3 separate regions of the Homo sapiens genome follow, and regions 2 and 3 are each linked to region 1. A link is a loop called in an ENCODE intact Hi-C map of the cell type or tissue named here. Cell type or tissue: gastrocnemius medialis. All regions are shown on one strand. Each heading gives the region's core, and the rest is flanking DNA. Links, peaks and the distances in the headings are about the cores only.

Region 1 (6,772 bases), core at 1,773-6,772:
ACATGCAAAGGCTATGAAAATGCGACCCCCCAGACCTGGGAAGCTGCAGCCCGTGGAGCCTCAGGGGCAAAGGGAGCAAACTGGCTTGTGAGGGAAGAGCTGCTCTGGTCAGCGGCTGTTGTGGGATGGGGAGGGAACAGGGTGACCCAAGGGGGCAGGGGCCTGGTGCCATGTCTGCTCATGTGCCGCCCTCCTTGTCTCTGGGATCTGCCCCCAAAATGCAAGAAACGCGTAAGCCCACTGTAGCAGATATGGAGAGACTCCGGGGGATTTTCCTTTACCTAACTACTCTGCACCTCTGCAAGGGAGAGCATTATGGTTTGGAAGAAATGGAAACGGCATGGAAGTCCCATGTGGGCAGAGCCTGCACACCAAACCCTTCTAGACTGCAAAGGGTTTGACTCAGCCCAAAGAGGACTCTGCCAGGAAGCTGTCAGGCACCTGAGGCCACCTGCCTCTCCTCCGCTTCAGGAATAACCATCAGTACTGCATCTTGGCTCTGAGGGGCACTGGGCATCACGATGCCCACTCGAAGCAGCTAGGGCACGTTGATCTCTGCATCTCCATACAGATGTCCGAGGAAATGATCCCATAGCCTCATCTCTGTTTCAGAGGCAGAGGCAGAGTCCACCATAATCTAGCCCATTGCTCTCAACCAGACAGAGCGCACCTCCTGGCCACTAGGTGAGCATTTGTCTTTCAAGGTTTATTATTTACAGAAACTGTTTTCCCATTGGTTTTGTTTCCTTCCCCCAAGGTAAGACAATGCCCGGAGAGAAACTCCATTGCTAGGGCATTGGCAAAAGATTTGCCAGACCCTGACACCTGACTCAACCTTGCTCTCCTCCAATCGGTGCCTCCAACTGCACCCACCCAAGAGAGTGAAGACCAAAGTGCTTCTACCAAGAGGGTACAGGTTCCTAGCCTGGCTCTATTTTTCAGAGGGAAGCATTGTTTCTGCGGGGACATGCCTGTTCACTTCCATGGCACTGCTGACTTGTGCTCACCCTATGACGCCTCGCCCAGAGCACAGGAGGACAGTATCCACTGCGGGGCGTTCACCCCACGCGAGCGGGGACAACAGGTCTAGCCCTAAACAACTGCTTGCCTGGCTATAAGAGGAGCCTTGTCTTTTTTTTTTTTTTTTTCTAGATTCCAGAAGATGCAGTATTTTTCCTAAGGCAGGAGAAAACCCTAGTTCATAGACAGCCAGGATAAAAACCCTGGAAGACCATGAGCCAAGGTGAACGAAGAGGAATTTTCTAAATCTTGGGGACAGAGAATTATGTTACATCAAGGCAGCCATGCCAATAAAATGGAAGGCTATGAAAGCAAGCAAGGCACAAGAAAACCCCCATTCCACAGAGAGACACAAGTGTTCTATTTGGTGAAGAGTTTGGTGCACAGACAGACTGCATCCTGTGAAGAGGTGGCCCTTGTCAAGGCTACTGCCGCCAGGAGGATCTTTGCATCTTTAGGATGTGTCACTAGCTCATCGAAACTATTTCTGTAACTCTCTGCAAGAGCCAATTTAAGCTGGCGTCTCAGTTCCCTCTGCACTCAAAAGAGACCAATTTCCAATTCCTCCTCAGAGTCCGTGAGACCAGATGCTACAGCAAATGTTCCAGAGAAATGAACCTAGAAAATGATCCCGGGGTGCTCCTTGCGGGGGAACACAGGACTCCTCAGCTCTATCTCTGTGGCTTTAACATACATCAGTTTCAGGGTGAGTGCTACCATTGCCCCCCGAGAGTGTTTCTGATGGGACATGCTTTCCTGATAGCACAGGGGATCTTGGGGGACAGAAGGTTCCCAGTAAGGCTAGGGGGCACGTGACAGATTGAGAGTGTGATCATGTTTCCAGGTGAGACCCTATTGCATCTGGCAGCCCGAATTGGGCAACAATTCCTGCAAATAAGAAGCCACTGCTCTTGTTAGGTAGGTCATCGTCCCATAAGCCCCACTCGGAGCGCTGTCATAAAAGAAGTGGCAGATTCCTGTGGCTTGGTCTTTCTCCAGGGTGTCCATGGCACCAATTGACACCTGCAGTAGGAAAGGGCAGAGGGGACAATAAGCGGAGCCCCCACTCCCCGTCACGCTTCTGCGTGGTGGTGGCAGCGGGTCAACATGGGCAGGGGTGAGGGTTGCTCTAGTAGAGCCTTGGCCTTCTGAGAGGCTCCAATTCTGAGGGCATGAGGGCACGAAGCCAGCGCTGCCAGGGGGAATGCCCTACCTCTCTGGGCACTGCACTCTGTTATCACGCACCCTAGTTTGTAGCTCCTGACTATAATGAGGACTACTCTGTTGAACTTGACTTTGTGTACAGGGTAAGGGGTTCACCCATGGTCACATGTGTTGCAAGTGGTGGTGTTTGGACGAAAACCTGCATTGAGACAGGCCTATCCATCCCCAAAGGTCTTGAGATTTCCCAAGTGGCCACTGTACCATTTTCTAAGCAAGTGGTTGACATTTTTTCCCCATCATCTGTGATGACATTTTCTTGGTTCGAGTATATTCTTTCCTATTGGACACAGAATCTCCAGCCTCAACAGAGATAAATGCCAGCCAACCCAGCTCCCTGGCACCCCCACCTGGTCCTGCAAGAACAGCTGACTGGCCATCTGCACGATCTGGTCCACGTGGATGATGCCCCCGATGCTGGTCATCTCCGTGTCCGAGAGCAGCGTCAGCACCATGATGGCTTCCACCAGCAGCTGCCGGTACTCGGGCTGCGGCACGCGGTTCAGCACCGATTCGACATGGACAGCAAACTTGATCTCATGCGGGGTCATCTACCAAAGGGACAGGCAGGCAACCACCAGTGAGAGGACAGATGCAGCCCTATCAATCAATCACCGAGTAACCAAGGGTGACCGTAGCAGTGCCTGGGCTCGGGGCTCAGCGCCACTGCTGCCCCTTTTCTGGCCACTCCCTGGATCCTGCTGGCAGTGGCCCTCAGAGCAGGAGGCTGGAGTATGCCTCCAGGAGCCAGCCTGTCCTCGCCTGATTTATCTACCCTTCCCCCCATCGACTACAGCTTCCAGGGAGCAGGGACCATTTCTGGTTTCTCTTTCCTCTTCATTATTCCTTCCAGCATGAAGCATGGTGCTTTGGGTGGGGTAAAACTAAAAAAAAATCCATGTTAAAAAGAATGACAAATCACCTAGGGACGATTACTGTTTTTAGTTGGAGAAAAGGGCCGAGAAGGCTGCCCATGGGGCAGGCCAGGGTGGCATGGAGATTGGCTCCTTTCTTTCACCAGGGTTCTAAGGGGTGTCTGGCAAATGCAAAGAGCTTGCTAGCCCAGAAATGCTGAGTCTCAGGTGAAGAAAAAGGCTGATGCCAATAAATGCTGGAAAGACATTTTTGCCAAATATGAGGGTGAAGGGGCTAGACAGCTCAGAGCTACAAATGGCCTGTCAATTAGAATGAGCCCAAAAGGAGCACAAGAGGTCAGAGTCCATGCAATGAAGCCCTTATTGTGAACCCACAGAGGGGCCCGCCTCTGCGTTTTTCTCATCGTACCTCTCGGGTCGTCGAGGATGGGAGGACATAACCATCGATGGAGAGACCGTGGCACTGGAGGCAGAATAGAGCGCATTTCAGTCAGATTCCAGAATGGGATAAGCACATGCATGCACACACAGGCGTGCATGCACACACAGCACCCTCTGCCCTGGAAACCCATATGAGGGCTGGGACACGCCAGACTGTCAGAGTTATTTTTAGAGAGCTTGTTCTCACTGCCCACAGGCTGTGTTTTCGATGGAACAATTCTAGGGAACCCAGCAGGCATCTTTCAGATCTCCCCCGAACAATGCCCTAGGGGGCTGCCGAGTCCTCCCGGGAGGCTCCGCATTGTACTTGGCAACTGGGCCCGGGCGGCTGCGAGGCCCCTTTGGTGCCATAATAAAGGGGGATTTTCATGGCTCCTGCTGGGGAAGGGATGCTTCTGTGCCTTTGCAGGCATCTATTTTTGAGATTTCTATAATAAGCACCAATCACAAAAGCCTCCAGCACATGCACAGACATGCACATGCACACCCATGTATATAAATATCGAGTGCCAGCTCAACACAAAATGCTTTTTCATAATAGAAATATCTTGGTATTGCGCCAGTGAGTCCGAGCGGAAGCATGTGATGCCCCAGGAAGAGTGGGGAAATTTTCTAGGAACAGCTTGTTCTAGTCTAACTGGCCACCTTCTAAATCCCAGCACCCCGGCCTGGAGCGTCCCCAGTGGGCTGAGGGCAGAACAGCAGTGGACACTCCCACCCCCTTAAGAGAGGCGGGAAGTGGAGCAAGCACCATGAGCCCCTGCAGGATCCTGCCTGGGTCCCAGGAGTCCAGCTGCTCGGGCAGGGCCTGCTCCGACCTCCTCACATCCCTCTGCGGTGGCCGTGAGGAATACCTTGGGGCCCATGAAGCACAGGGGCCCCTGTTACAGAAAGAACCTTGAGCAAGTGGTGCCATGGCTTTGGGAAGGGGGCTGTTGTATGCTGTCACTGGGATTATTTTTTCTCTTCTCTCCCACTGTGAAATGAACTAAAAAATAGTTCTGGGGGGAAAAAAATGTCTTGGTTTGCACAGCTTTTAAGCGAGGCACACTGTCCTTCCATTCAAGGGAAAAGACAGGGAGGGCCTGGTGCAGCCCAGGGAGCTGCATAAACTCTCTCGGGCTGATGCAGAAGGGAGACACTGGGGGGGTACAGAGAATGCTGCCCCCCTCCTTGACAACAGGCGCTCAGGGAGGTGCTCCTGTGCTCAGGTACAGGCACCACAGTTCCCAGGGACAACAGCTGGGGAGACGTGAACGGCCCCAGGCAGATGGGAAGCGCAACAGCCGGCTGGCTGAGGGGAGTGGGGCCCCAGGGTGTGAGGGAGATTGTGCCTTCAGGGCACACAGGACCTGGGGCTAAACTGGAAGCTCTCCACCTCTGTACACCTTGGGACTGAACACGGCAGGTACCCTGGGAGGGTGGGGCTCAGTCACATCGCTGAACAGCAGGGACACTACTCCTGCCTGGATGTGCGGGAGGCTGGGGGGCTGGCCTACTCCAGGCCCCTCCTGAACTGTCATTCCAGGTTCCAGGCCTGTAGGTGCTGCTCTGGGTGGTTTTACAGGGTTTTCATCTGAAGCCTCCCAGCCTTTCCCTGTTCTTCTATGTTCCTAAAATACGTCCAAGTTGGTCCCACACAACCACAACCTAGACTGCCACCTTGTCTTACTTGCTGTGGTTCTCAACTGGGTTGATCTGCCTCCCACGGGATGTTTGATAATGCCTGGAGACACTTTTAGTTGTCACACGGGGGTGGGGTGGGGAGAAGAGATGGCTGCTGGCATCTGGCGGGTAGAGGCCAGGGATGCTGTAGACATCCTACCACGCACAGGCCCCCTAGCAGAGAATGCCTCGGCCCCAGGTGCCAACAGCGCTGAGGCAGAGAAGCCATCCTCAGGGCTGTGTGTTTGCTCGCCTGGAGGTGCCACCATGCCTTGCCAGGACAGTAAGGGGACGGTTCACTTCCCCAGGAGCTCGCGTCTCGGCTTACCTTCTGGAGGATCTTCCACACCCTCTGGTAGAATCCCACGGGGACCCTGTTGATGGCCCCATCCAGCCTTCTCCTGCGCAGCCACTGGCCCTGCCGCTCACCCCAGCCGATGTGATGTCCTCCCGAGTCTGAGGATGACGTGCCAGTGGGCGAGGATGGGGTGCTGGACCTCTGCAAGACAGACAGCTTGGGGCCTCAGAAGCCACGCAGCAGGTGCCCCAGGGAAAGTGCGCCATCTCGAAGGGCGGCCCTGCGACCTAGGCACAAATGCCAGAACACCACTCGCCAGAGAGGAACACGGTTCCTCCAGTCCACCTTGTCTGTTTCCTCATGTGAGATGACTCGCATACTTTGGGTTGATCACTTCATTCCATGTTGCACTCTGCCCTGCCCCCCGAGAGGCAGTCCCACCCCCAAAGCTAGAACCCATAAGGAGGAGGCCGAACAGGGCGAGCACGGGCTTGGGGGTCAGACTGCCGGAGTGCTAATCCCCACTCAATGCCAGCGGTGCCAAGGACACACCCGAGGCCGTCTGGCCCTGCCATGAACACTGATTCTGGGCCTCAGTCTCATCTGCACAGTGGGGACACAGTCAGGCATCCTATAAAGAGCTGCCCGGAAGCCTTCACCACGTGGAGACACAGAAGCCCCTGAGGCATACCTAGTGTGCGCTAAGTGCCCATGAGGGGCAGCTGTCACCCGCACGTGGCGCCTGTGCCACTGCAGTGGGAGAGCTTTGAGGGTGACAACGGGCCCTCGGAGCAGGCATCCATGGCTCAGGGAGACAAACTCCATAGTGCCCACTTCATTGCTGCAGTGCCACAGAGAAGTGACAGACACGTTTCCACAGGACAGGAACCACAGAGAAGGCAATACATGACACGGGGGAAGACAAACAGTGAAGCCCGCGTTTAGTGGCGAGGACCTCGCAGATCAGGGTCCATCCACCCACCCTTTGCAATCCCATTTCCGGCTTTCCCTATTCTTGGCACTGGGCTTTATCTTAATTTGGGGCAATGGCTGCCTCTGAACTGGGGCTGACTTTGCTGAAGTGAGGGAAGAGGGCGCCATCTCCTTCCCACCTCAACATTGGCTGGACTGATTCAGGCTCCAGAGGGGGACACTGTCTGAGAGGCTCCCCACCGCTGGCGGGGCGGGCCTCTGTGAGTGGGGGCGCATCCCCTCCCTGCGGCAAAGCTCCCAGCCTTCTGTCTTGCCCTGC
Region 2 (6,772 bases), core at 1,082-6,081, 63 kb before region 1:
ACCCCAAGTTCTAATGCATGCAAATATAGTCCCCCTTTAGGGACTCCAGACAGCTATGTATTCAAACATTATGGTCCATTCTTGTGCACGTTTTTAAACCTATGGGCAGATTATACCAAAGACTTGGCCAGGCACGGTGGTTCACGCCTGTAATCCCAGCACTGTGGGAGGCCGAGACAGGTGGATCACTTGAGGTTAAGAGTTTGAGACCAGCCTGACCAACATGGTGAAACCCTGTCTCTACTAAAAATACAAAATTAGCCCAACATGGTGGTGCACACCTGTAATCCCAGGTACTCGGGAGGCTGAGGCAGGAGAATCACTTGAACCCAGGAGGCAGAGGTTGCAGTGAGCCAAGGTCACACCATTGCACTCCAGCCTGGGCAACAAGAGTGAAACTCCATCTCAAAAAAAACAAAAACAAAAAAAGATTATACCAAGGACCATTTGGAGTTCCAGTGGTCTTTATGTGGACTGTTCAAGCCTCCCAAGGTTGTTTTTATTCTTTTATTTTTTTTATTTTTATTTTTTGAGAGGGAGTCTCGCCCTGTCTCCCAGGCTGGAGTGCAATGGTGCAATCTCGGCTCACTGCAACCTCTGCCTCCCGGGTTCAAGCAATTCTCCTGCCTCAGCTTCCCGAGTAGCTAGGATTACAGGCGCGCACCACCACGCCTGGCTGATTTGCATCTTTAGTAGAGACGGAGTTTCACCATGTTGGCCAGGCTGGTCTCGAACTCCTGACCTCGTGATCCACTCGCCTCAGCCTCCCAAACTGCTGGGATTACAGGCGTGAGCCACCACGCCCAACCTCTTTTTATTCTTAGAACTAAATTAGCAGACTGTAGCTATAGGGTTAAAGTCTGAATGGGATGTATATAATTGATTAGCATGTAGAGGCTTCTAAGCTCTCTTTCTCTCTGTCCTCCCCTGCCTACTTAGAATCTGCTGACATTTTTGCTTGGTTACCTGCCCAGGATTCCAAAATAGCCTTTTTAAAAGCTTCATTGCAAAGAGCTAATGAAAGGCTAGAAATGGAAGATATCCCCCACACCAAGGATGGTAAAACTGATGTAACTCCTACTGCTCCTCTCTATCCTACTTTGCCTGAATATTTAGTCTATTAATACTCTGTCTGAATTGCCCTTCTTCTGTGAAAAAAAAAAAAAAAAAAAAAAAAAAAAAAAACAGTTAAACAGTTTCCTTGTAGCATAAAACCATCTGAAAATTCAGGAGACAATCCTGGAGTGATTTACATTGCCTGGATAAAAACAGCTCAGGGCCATAGGTTAAAAATTTTGCAAACCCAGGGAAGACCTTTAATCTGAAGAATTCACAGTGTGTTTTTTTTTTTTTTGAGACGTAGTCTTGCTCTTGTCACTCAGGCTAGAGTGCAGTGGCGCAGTCTCGGCTCACGGCAACCTCCGCCTCCCAGGTTCAAGCAATTCTCCTGACTCAACCTCCTAAGTAGCTGGGATTACAGGCACCCACCACCATGCCCGGCCAATTTTTGTACTTTTAGTAGAGACAGGGTTTTGCCATTTAGACCAAGCTAGTCTCGAACTCCTGACCTCAAATGATTTGCCCACCTCAGCCTCCCAAAGTGCTGAGATTACAGGCGTGAGCCACCATGCCCAGCCAGAATTCACAGTCTTAATTATAACTTAAGATCCCGGGATGGGGGCCGGGCGCGGGGCTCAAGCCTGTAATCCCAGCACTTTGGGAGGCCGAGGCGGGTGGATCACGAGGTCAGGAGATCGAGACCATCCTGGCTAACATGGTGAAACCCGTCTGTACTAAAAATACAAAAAAAAAAAAAAAAAAAAAAGCCGGGTGTGGTGGCGGGCGCCTGTAGTCCCAGCAACTCAGGAGGCTGAGGCAGGAGAATGGCGTGAACCCGGGAGGCAGAGCTTGCAGTGAGCCAAGATGGCGCCACTGCACTCCATCCTGGGCGACAGAGCAAGACTCTGTCTCAAAAAAAAAAAAAAAAAAACAAAAGATGCCGGGATACCTGATCTACACCAACTAATTTACATGTTGGTGGGATCTGGAAAGCCCAAAAATAGATGAAAGAGGCAGAATGGTATTTTCCTAAGAGTTATATTAGTGACCTGACAAGCCCCACCTGGTCCATTTACGGGTCAGACAAACCCTGAAAGATTGCAAATGACCTTAGGAAAGCTATTTCCAAAGTATTTCAGCTCTATGGCAACCAACAACCTAGAATGACTTGTGGGCCTGCCCCAGGGCATTCCAATAAGCAACCCCTAAAACTGCGGTTTCGAAAAACTAGTTGTCATTTGTGCAAATGATCAAAACATTGAAAAAGGGACTGCTCCCAAAGAACTTGAGAGAAGCCCTTAAAAACAAGCTGCCTACCTCTGATCATCTCTATGTTAACCACCAAGACTGACAGGCCTCCGAAGACAGCTCTGGTAAGTTTCTACTGGTTAGTTTTTGCCCTGTTTGTTAAAAAGCTCTGCCCTGAAGGCAATGATCTAAGTAAGGAACAGGATTTTGAAATTCTTTCTAAGAGAAATTTATATCTGTAAAGGAAATCTCCATTTGTAAGGCTATCTCCCTCTCTGCACCTAAACCATTAGAAACTTTTACAATGAGAAAGGCACTGGCTTAAAAGCTTGCATATCAACGTTTACCTTTGTTTAAGTTGCTTTTCCTGTCCATCTTTTTTTTTTTCTGAGATGGAGTCTTGCTCAGTCGCCCAGGCTGGAGTGCGGTGGCGTGATCTTGGCTCACTGCAAGCTCTGCCTCCCGGGTTGGTTCACCCCATTGTCCTGCCTCAGCCTCCCCAGTAGCTGGGACTACAGGTGCCGGCCACCATGCCCGGCTAATTGTTTTTGTATTTTTAGTAAAGACGGGGTTTCACAGTATTAGCCAGGATAGTCTCGATCTCCTGACCTCGTGTTCCGCCCACCTCGGACTCCCAAAGTGCTGGGATTACAGGAGTGAGCCACCGCGCCCGACCGGGCAAATGAATCTTAATGAAAGCAATAAGATCTGCTTCTTTCTGTGTGTATGTTTGTATATCTATGTGTTATGTGTATCTGATATTTTCATACCAAAATATATAAAAGAGCTCTATTTAATTGGCTTAAAGAAAAAGTGTTTAAAGTCATTAATTATAAAGCAAGCATATTTTTCCCCTAAATTTACTAGTCAAACAAGCTTATTACCTCTTAGATGTATAATAAAGCTATAAAGCCAACCAAAGAGCAAAATACATGAAAAAAAAAAAAATCTTGATACCTATCAGTCATGGTGATACAGAAGGGCTGGGCTCCTGGCTAAACCCAACCCATAAGCCTGGAACCTTGGCCCTAAGTGAAAACAGCTGACCCCGTTTTTTTCCAGCCAAATGTTGCCGTTTTTGGCCTGCCCTGCCCCTATCCTTTGCCGATGAAAGACTTCAGCTGGCAGAGCAACACAAGTGGCTGAATGTCAAGGATACAAGCAGCTGAGTGGTGAGCAGAGAAGCAGTGCGCGTCAGAGACTATGGATAGACACGGCTAACTTCAGGCGGTGCGGCTTCGGAGAGGAGCCCAGCCAGAGACGGCCGGGCTTCAGGGAAAGATCACCCTCCCATCCCCTTTCCAGCCTCCCTTTCTGCTGAGAGCCACCCACCGCTCAATAAAGTCTGCATTCATCACCTTTCTAACAGTTCATCGGACATGAACCCAGGTTCTGAGAGGGCAGGGTTTGCCACCCTGACCCTCCACTGACCTGGTTGGCACTTGGCCATCCCCGGATGGCAGAACTGAAAGAGCATTGGTCGTAACATGCTTGGACGCTGCTGCAGGGCCCACAAGAGCCTGCTCCCACCAGAGAAGAGTGACCAGTCGGTCCCAGGATTCATTTGCTCTGGTTCCTGCACTCACTCGCTTGCACGCTCCCTCCTGCCAAGAGTAGCCAGTGCGGGCTGAGTGGAATGAGCTACTCCAGTTTCCGCCCACGAAGGAGTTCAAGAGAACTAACCCGTCCCAATAGGAAAGGGAAAAAAAGCAGAGTGGAAGAACCATGTTTAACCTATTAATCTTTTTGCTTCTGTAATACTTATAGTTTCCTGATTTTTTTGAAAAATAACTTGAGGTGATGGCTAGCTTTGCTTAATGAACAACTCAAGCATAATTGTTAAAAATGAGTAAATTAGGTGTATGTAAATGGTATACAAATTGATAAATGAACTTTTCAGTTTTGAAAACCTTTTACCGTAACTTAAAGTCCTGTTATGATTAAGTAATATTCATGAACTGTCTGAGTCATTTCCAATTAAGTTAGAATACTGAAACATTAATTTGAACGTAACTTTAAATTTATTTTTGGCTTCTTAAATTTTATAGAAAGACTAAATATGGCTGGGTGCAGTGGCTCATGCCTGTAATCCCAGCACTTTGGGAGGCCGAGGTGGGCGGATCACGAGGTCAGGAGTTCCAGATCAGCCTGGACAACATGGTGAAACCCCGTCTCTACTAAAAATACAAAAATTTGCTGGGCGCGGTGGTGGGCTTCTGTAATCCCAGCTACTCAGAGGCTGAGGCAGGAGAATTGCTTGAACCCAGGAGGTGGAGGTTGCAGTGAGATCGCGCCACTGCACTCCAGCCTGGGTGACAGAGCAAGACTCTGTCTCAAAAAATAAGATAAAATAAAGACTGAATATATTTTAGTCTATTTAAAGAAAAGCTATGGAAAAATAAATATATTTTGGTCTGTTAATATGAAAAATTGTACTTTGAGAAAGTGCATATTTCTAGAAATTATGAAACTTAATTTATAGAATACTGATTCACAATTGCTAAGGATTAAAAATTCCAATAATAAAACTACTATAAAGGAATTCTGTATGCAAACTAAAGAAAGTAAGATGTGTTTTGGTGAGGAAAAAATAGAAGGATACTTTTTTCTTAAAAAGAATAATTTTGTCTAATTTGGAGGTTATTTAAAAGTTGTTTCAAAATAAGGATTTTGGAAGGAAATAGAAATGAGGTAGGGAGGAACCAGTAAGAGGGATGTCAAGAAAGTTACAAGTATGAAAACGTATGTTTGGCTTAAAAAAAAGTTGAAAAGAGAAAAAGTAATTTTTTTTTTGTATGAGGAAGAATTTGTGTTGTCAAAATGATAAGGGAAAAAGGAAAGTAAATTTTTGTCATAAAGTAGAATGATTGGTTGTTCCAATATGAAAAAGAAGGAAGTATAGAACAAAACTGAAGGTTTAAGCAAGTTGTACAAGATTTGAGCAAGTTCTAAGAGATCTGAGCAAGTTGTAGGTGTGTAGGAGATGAATCCTATGAAAAGAATTTTGTAGGCCAGGCGAGGTGGCTCACACTTGTAATCCCAGCACTTTGGGAGGCCGAGGTGGACGGATCACTTGAGGTCAGGAGTTCGAGACCAGCCTGGCCAACATGGCAGAACCACGTCTCTGCTAAAAATAAAAAAATTAGCTGGGTGTGGTGGTGCATGCCTGTAATCCCAGCTACTCGGGAGGCTGAGGCAGGAGAATCACTTGAACCCGGGAGGCAGAGGCTGCAGTGAGCCGCAACTGCGCCATTGCACTCCAGCCTGGGTGACACAGCAAGACCCTGTCTCAAAAAAAAAGAATTTTGTATGTGATCAAGTTGGCAAAAATTGGAAGGGAATTATTTATAGGGTTTTCTAAAAATTAAGCTTTGAGATCAAAAGTACACTAATACAAAACTAAAATTTAGTCCCCTATGTTAAAACAAGGTTTTCTTAGAGTATTCATCTTTTTTTTTTTTCCGGAGACCTTTTTTTGTATTAAATGTGTAAACAGTAGTCCTCATTTTACAAATTCAAAATCAGACAAATGTATGAGGGTGTATAATTGGTATATTTATAAACTGTATCACCCAAAAAACCACTGCGATCACAATCTATATTACATTCAACGTTTGCGTATTTACATGATACTTACTGCAAAGTAAATACAAAATGAACTCCCATCATCTTAGTTCAGAACACAGGTGATATAATTTCAGAACAAAGGCAGTTTTTTCAACAACAACAACAACAAAAAAACAGAAGTCTCCCAAGTACCAATTCGCTATTTTGTGGAAAAATACAGAAAGACTAATTATGAGTTCCATTCAGGTTTAGTCAGTAAGATATGTTGTTTGTTTTTTTTAGAGACAGGGTCTCACTCTGTCATCTGGGCTGGAGTGCAGTGGTGCAATTATAGCTCACTGCAGCCTCGAACTCCTGGGCTCAATGAGTCCTCCCACCTCAGCCTCCTAAAGCACTGGGATTACATACATGAGATACCACACTCAGTCTAGTAAGATATGTTTTTGTTATTGAAATACAGCTAAAGTTATAGATTTTAATCACCAAGATAACAGTACTTCTGGTTTATAATCGACCTTAAGATAGTGGATACTAATATATATACATTTTGACATTTTTTTAAAAAGTCTTCAAAACTTAATACAATTCTGAAAGTATATGTACCTTGCCATCCGTTCAATAAACATGATTTATTTTTATACAGGTCACAAAATTTCAATTAACTAGAATTCTATATCTATTGCCTGCCTGCTAGGTTTCAGTCTTAAGTCTGACTATATCAAAAACAGCAGTTCAGAATTTATTTCATAAAATTAATCCCAAAAGTTACTGGGTAGCTTTTAAAGTATTTTATTGTTTATAATACAACTCACTAGATAGTCTATACCGGTGGCTCCTGACATCAGAATTATCTGGGGAGCTCTTTAAAAAATACATGGGATCCACATCATAGCTAATT
Region 3 (6,772 bases), core at 825-5,824, 200 kb before region 1:
TCCCACATGGCAGCTTACTTCATTGAAAGCACAAAAGCTGTGAAGATAATAGGGTCTGCTAGCAAGACAGAAAATCACAGTCTTTTATAACCTAGTCATAGAAGTGACATCCCAATACCATTGCCATGCTCAATTGATTAGAAGCAAGTTTCTGGGTCCAGCCTATGCTGAAGAGAAGGGATGAACACAGTGGTGTGAATTGACCAGGAGGAAGGGATCATTGGGGGCAGCTTAGAGTCTGTCTGCCACAGTCCTCAAATAGCTGTTTCATGGATTCTGTCCAGGTTTTATAGCTTTGTCCCATGAGAGAGAAAGAGTAGAGTGGGTAAAATGTCCCTTTTCCATCTTACCCAGACCAGAACCTTCTGTGAAGCTTTTTGATTTGATTTATGAACATTCAGGGTTAATTTAAGGAATTTCTTTAAACTCAAGCCATCGAGGACCAAGCTAGGGTTAGATTAAGCAGTGGTCCGAATTAAAATTCTGATATCTATTAATCTATTTATTAAATCACAACCAAGGAAAGCTCAACTTTTGTATCTAAGATGGAGCCTTTCGAAAGCTGAATTTCCCCACCTTAAAACGTGATGGCTGTTTTAGCCTGTCATTGTGGCTGCTCACCAGGTGACCCCAATAGAAACATCTGGCAAGCACTGACTTTTATGAATTTCTTCCATCTGATAGTGACTCATAACCCACTTTTAATTTCTTTTAATGACTTCCTAATGACTTGCCAGATCTGGCCTCTCTTTTCTCCTAGTTAATGTGATTTTTCAGTACCCAGAATTCACCCTTGAAAATATGCTTGATCCTTTCTCTATTTAAGTGAAAAATTACTTGGTATTCCTTTCTTCTCTTCACAAGGGAGCAGGATCTTTAAATTAGAGTCCTTCGATTTTTTTTTTCTTTTGAGACAAGGTCTTCCTCTGTTGCCTAGGCTGGAGTATAGTGGCTCTATCATGGCTTACTGCAGCCTCGATCTTGCAGGCTCAAGTGATCCTCCTGCCTCAGCCTCCCAAGTAGCTGTGAGAACAGGCATGTCCCACCACACCCAGCTAATTTTTTTTTTTTTTTTAGTAGAGAGGTCTTGCTATGTTGCCCAGGCTGGTCTCCAGCTCATCAGCTCAAGCAATCCTCCTTGCTCAGCCTCCCAAAGTGCTGGGATTACAGGTATGAGCCACTGCCCCCAGCCTTTTTGAACTTTTTTCATCATGGACCCCTCACAGTAAGTTTCGTGAGAATGGACCAAGCATATTTATTTATTTACAGCTAATACTGCTGAACTCATTTATTGTGTACATGATCAAATATACATGGAAATAGAAAAGTTAACAAGAATAAGAAAATAGATAAAAATATGAGTTCTGATGTTTTGCTTTCTGCTCTCCAGCAGATCTCTGTGCATGTGCTGTGGGGAAGCTACCCCAGTTTTGGAGACTACTAGGGGTTAGGAAGTGGTGATTGGGTGTGATTGCTTGCCAGTGGCCCCAGCATCAGGAGGCTAGCTCAGAGTCAGAAGAGCTGGGAGGCCAGCCCTGTCTGAGCTTCCCCCCTTTGGTGCTACGGGGCTTCGAGGTATCAGGAGCCACAAGCAGACACCTTAAGTACCCACCATCAAATAGATCTGCACATGCCGCTGTTTTCTTAGTCTCCTCTCCAGTCCAGCTGCTTCACCTCAATTCTAGCATACTCCTCAGGGTATGTCATGATCAATAATGGGAGCTGCCCATTAGAACTACTTTGCCTTGGCAGAAATTGGAACTGTGGCCAGCTCCAGGAAGCTTGTGAAATAGGAGAGGCTTGCCTACAAATCCCTCTCTCCCTTGAGAGGTAGCCAGGCTTCTCCATTCCCCTCTGTCTTTCCATAGTTTGCTATTGCCATGGACTAACTAAATGTCCTGGGTTGGGATCCCTCAGAAGCAGAGCCTGAGATAAACATTTGAGAGCAAGTTTATTTGGAAGGCAGGAGCAAAGAAAGTACAGCAGTGGGGAAGTGAGAAAGGAAGGGAAGGCAATCAAGAGAGATTAAGTCCAGCCTGAAGAGGTGGAGAGGGCAGCCATTTTTCAATCTTAACATCCGGGCACCTTTATGTAATTGCAGCATTATCATTAGGAAAGAAGTTCATTTTGATTTCTAGTTCCCCTCTCCCATTTCACACCCTAGTTAAGTACTGTAGAATATGCATAGCTATGAGAACCCCCTCTTCCCACCTCTTTTCCTCTGGCTGATGCCTAGTCAGTCATCAGGTCTCGGCCCGTGCATCACTTCTAGGAAGCCTTCCGTCATCCCCCTTTCTGAGATAGGGCTCTTTCTCTGCGCCCCTGGAGTGTCTCGTACCTGTTTTATTAGATATTTTATCATACCATATTGCTTTCATTTATTCATGTAATAGATATTTATTATGTGCCTGGCACTGTTTTAAGAACCTAGTATGTATATTTCAATATCCAATCATGTGTATTTTTTTTTCTCTGCCATTTGTGTCTCTGTCCCTCAGTAGCACCTGCTACATAGGAGGTGCTTGCCACATAGGAGGTTTAAAACTGTTAACATCACTCTGCCCATCATTTTTTCTTTTTTCAGGCTGGGAGAACACATCCCTGGTCAGCTGTAGGAAAGCCAGAGAGCATTTGAGAAGAGGCTGAAGCTTGAATTTTGCAAACACACAAGGTGCTGACTGAGGCAGTAGAGTGTAATGATTATAATAAGCAGGGGTTCTAGAGCCAAAGTGCCCGGGTTCAACTCCCAGTTCCACCCCTCATTTGCTGTTTGACTTTAGGCCACAATTCCTAATGGGTGAAGAGGGATCGTAATAGTATATACCTCAGAGGATGGTGTGTGGATTAAATAAGATTAACATATGTAAAATTTAAAAGTACCTAGAACATGGTCAGTGCTCAATAGATATTATCATTATTGTGATTTATTCACTTACATCAGTGTTGGTTCATTTAACAGTTGGAGGCTGACCATAAGACCCCTTTGGTGCTCACAGTAACATTTCAGTGTTCTTTCTACAATGGAAAAATACAATGAAGTTATTCATTCAAAGCAAATTCTGAGTTTTCAACAAATCACATAAAGGGCACAGCCAATCCAATTCGTGGTCCAGGAGCTGGCCATTAAAATAACAACCTAAATCATGAGTTTTTTTTCCCTGCTTTCCTTTCTTTCTGTGGTTAAACAAATATTTGGTGAGTACCTCTTTTGCATTCAGTAATGAGTAGGTTTAAAACTGAGGGTGTGGCCAGTCGCAGTGGCTCACACCTGTAATCCCAGCACTTTGGGAGGTCAAGGCAGATCACCTGAGGCTAGGAGTTTGACACTAGCATGGCCAACATGGTGAAACCTCGTCTGTACTAAAAATACAAAAATTAGCTGGGTGTGGTGGTGTACACCTGTAATCCCAGCTCCTCGGGAGGCTGAGGCAGGAGAATCGCTTAAGCCTGGCAGGCAGAGGTTGCAGTGAGCCCAGAATGCACCACTACACAGCCTGGGTGACAGAGTGAGACTCTGTCTTAAAAATAAGAAAACACACACACAACTGGGGATGCCAAGAGGAATGAAACAGATCCTTTCCCTTTAGGATTTCACATGTAAAAGGGCAAATTACAGCACACTTTGAGCAGCTCTATAATTGGACGCACACATGGCTTTGAGAGCCAGAAGACAGAGTGACTAATTCCCCTTTGGTGATTCAGGAAAGGCTTCACACAGAGGAGGTGACATTGGAACAACTGTATCTAGACATAGCCATAATTTAATGGCTGAGGATTGAATAGGCATTTGGTTGGGAGAGCCAGCTGTATAGCTACATTGTCCACTATTTTTTTTGGAGCCTGAGTAATTATGCTATCATTTACAATTTGTGTAGCAGCCTCATCAGGTCCTACTCTTGGCGTCCCCACCATGGAAACCTGAGTGGTCGTATTGCCTCATAATGAGGCCCTCTGGTGATGTTAATATACTAATAGGACAGAAGCCCAGAGCCACCTTGCCAGTTATTTTTCAAGTAACTCCATCCGATTAAATGGCAAACTAGGTAACCACTTTACTAGATCTCCCGTGGCTCTCAATTGCAGAAAGGAATCGAGCTAAAGAGCAGCTTGGGTGGGGTTATGAAATGTTTATGGCTGGAGTCCTGTAAATTTTAGCTGGCAAAGCCTAAGACCAGTAAGCTTGAAAACACGTATGCTGTGTCACCAGCTAGGAAGAGTTTGCCAGGGAAACTGCTGGCAGCGCGGCCGCGATCAGTATAAGACTCTGTGAACAAGAAGACCACCACTAGATTGCCTCGAACATAGCAGAACTGTGGCTGCTGGCATCCATTACTGCCATGGGCACTTTGAATTTTCAAGTATGTCTTTCTCCTCCCCTAAACTCAGCAAGATTACAGGCCAACTTTCCTTTCCCTTTCTGCTGATGAAGGGAGGTCATTCTCCCTTCACAGGTAGGTTCTCCAATAAGGAGCTACTGAACAGCTGGTGGAGTATAAATGTCTTATGACCCAGTGGCTGCTCCCTCAAACCCACACCTTTCTAGAACCAAGGAAAAATGTTTAGTTTTTCCACTTCTCTTAATTGTACCAGGTTAATGTAACGTTTTCTAAAAATTATCCTCAGTTTACCTAAAGAGTGCTTTTCTGCTCTTATTTACTGAAATTCTCTTTTCTATTTTGTATTGATGGCAGATTATGCACACAATAGCGTGGTCCTGCCCATGCGGAGCCTGGTCCCTTTGGAAGCAGTCACGTGGCCGCTGACTTTGCAGCCCATTACTTGAGTGCATCTCCAGGCCAGGAACAGAGCAGGGCTGGGGCAGAGAGCTGTGCTCACGGCCAGTGCATTGTCTCCCAGATTCGTGGCTCTGGGCTTGCCTTCCCGGCTGAAAGGCAAAGCAGCCTGGCCCTGTTCTAGTTATTTCTTTGTGTATATATGTTTGTTTATTTATTTAAGCAAGAGCTCTCTCTGCAGAGTGGGGTGTGTGTGTGTGTGTGTGTGTGTGTGTGTGTGTGTGTGTGTTTGTGTGGGGTGCTTCAGAGAGGGCTGAAATTGTACCTCTTTTCTTTCAGCCCTCTGCATTTCCCCAGAGAGAAGGTTTTTTTCTCGTCTTCATTTCCTTTGAAACACCTGGGGTGAGGAAAAACCTCTACATTGGCCAAGCAGAAGAAACAGGTAATATGTTTGTTTATTCTTAGGCATTTGGGGCAAGCAGAAGTCTACATCATAAACATATATCGTGTGGCAATGGAACAGGGAATGTGTACTCCTTGGAGTATATCTTACTGCTTTGCAATTTCTCGGAATGATTGTTCTCAAAAATGCTGGTTGTAAATCAGTTGCCATCAGTTGAAGAAGACGTACAGATGACTTGGCAATCTGAAGGATTGTGGCCTATTTCAAATGAACTTGATATTTGGAAAATCTCCACAGTCACTTGGATTGAGAGCCAGAAAATGAGGGAAGGGGTCCTTTGAGAAACCCTTCTAGGTCCCCTCAGGGAGTATTCTCCAAACTCCACTGCACACCTTCATATTTAGAAATCTTCCTTTAGTTCCCTTGGCGTCTTGTCGTCTTAGAGGTTTCTAGCTATCTGTAAGAATGGAACCAGAATTCCTTACAGTGTTCAAAATTCTCTTTAGTGATTTAGTTCGTATGCGAACTGATCAGATTGGATCCTGAAACCAAGGCATAGCCTTTTAGTGGGCAGACATTTTTGTTCTTTAATGATTAAACAGAGCGAGTCTTCAGTTCTGCCACTAATCAGCTACGCCAGGGAGTGTGTTATTTGAGTCTCAGTTTTGTTCATCTGTAACATGGTGATGACGATACTACCTTGAAAGTTTGCTGTGACAGTGAACTGAAATAATAGAAATATAAAGCACCCACTATGCTGGGTAAATAGTAGTCCCTTAATAAATAGTAGTGATTTTAGCTACTATTATGATTACTGGTATAGCATTCTTTCCGATCTTAGACCTCTCAAGGGAAAAGAGCCCATTGCTTTGCGACTCTTAAATTATACCAGAACCTGTAGGTACCCAAAGGGTTTAGTCTTTGGGAAGCCCCAGACAAAGCATTCTGAAGAAAGAGACTTGAACAAACACAGTGGGTTCCCACCCATGCATGGCCCCTCCTAACTCATCAGCTAAAAACAGTTGGTCTTTGTTCAAGCTAGTTTTTTCCCACCACTCAGTCCTCAGTACAAGTCAGTAAGATATGCATTATTATCACTGTTTTCTTATGAGGAAACTGAGGTACAGGGGAATTAATGACTAAGAGTTCAAACTCCTGTTGTCTGACTTCTAAACCCAAGGCTCCACTGGGCCAGCATTAGGCAGTTAGGAACAATAGTTCTTGAGATGCTTTACTTCAAAAGGGCCCCTTGCTAGGCTCTTTGGGAAATAGTGGTCAGCTCTTTCTGAGAGATTCACAATGTATGTTCATATATTAAAGGCTCTGAGAAGTCCTGCAGTAAAGAAACCTGTCCAGCTCTACATCCCCTGAACTTATTATGTAATAGTGGGACCTTTATTTTGGCCTTAGTCCTAGAATAATAAACCACATAGAACTATTCTTCCACAAACACACTTTGGAAAACCTGGCACCAGGCCACGCTGTTTCCTGATTACAATCATGTCTGATATACCAGCAGACACTTTCAAACACCTTCTGGTGGTCAGTATAGTTTCCTCCCTTTTCTTATCCTCTCATGTGGCGAGACCCAGGAAGAATCACCAGCTTGGTCTTACAGACCTCCCCTTACTCATTT

What was found. Hi-C counts contacts between places; a loop is a spot of excess contacts. Peaks named below come from ENCODE experiments on the same cell type or tissue, not always from the same donor. Only the 100,000 strongest peaks of a DNase experiment are listed, where the experiment ranks them.
Region 2: a loop joins it to region 1, with 7 times the contacts of the local background. A loop is called at or near these places in 6 of 110 quality-filtered maps.
Region 3: it touches region 1 in a loop (9-fold over the local background); 6 of 110 quality-filtered maps call a loop at or near these places.

The regions. Positions count from the first base shown.
Region 1 is chrX:18,891,613-18,898,384 of GRCh38, forward strand. PHKA2 (phosphorylase kinase regulatory subunit alpha 2) reads right to left here. Exons shown (of 33, transcript NM_000292.3): 30 at 5,551-5,721; 31 at 3,526-3,579; 32 at 2,592-2,792; 33 at 686-2,043. The coding sequence ends at 1,873. It overlaps PHKA2-AS1 (PHKA2 antisense RNA 1), which reads left to right. Exons shown (of 3, transcript NR_029379.1): 2 at 1,593-1,726; 3 at 2,535-3,363. Among named protein-coding and RNA genes, the nearest start is that of PHKA2-AS1, 4.7 kb to the left of the region's middle. In gastrocnemius medialis, for the core only: CTCF peaks have their summits at 4,231 and 4,434; DNase peaks (open chromatin) are centred at 2,681 and 4,209; H3K4me3 peaks cover 241 bases; H3K27ac peaks cover 2,828 bases.
Region 2 is chrX:18,829,741-18,836,512 of GRCh38, forward strand. It overlaps LOC124905254 (a long non-coding RNA gene), which reads left to right and starts at 2,385. Exons shown (of 2, transcript XR_007068404.1): 1 at 2,385-2,432; 2 at 3,370-6,007. It also overlaps the pseudogene BLOC1S6P1. RefSeq lists an enhancer at 3,275-4,198. In gastrocnemius medialis, for the core only: no CTCF peak of the experiment used is centred there; DNase peaks (open chromatin) are centred at 3,451 and 3,841; H3K4me3 peaks cover 1,002 bases; H3K27ac peaks cover 2,577 bases.
Region 3 is chrX:18,695,261-18,702,032 of GRCh38, forward strand. It overlaps a transcript of PPEF1 not described here. Among named protein-coding and RNA genes, the nearest start is that of PPEF1-AS1, 6.0 kb to the left of the region's middle. In gastrocnemius medialis, for the core only: no CTCF peak of the experiment used is centred there; DNase peaks (open chromatin) are centred at 3,906 and 4,223; H3K27ac peaks cover 600 bases.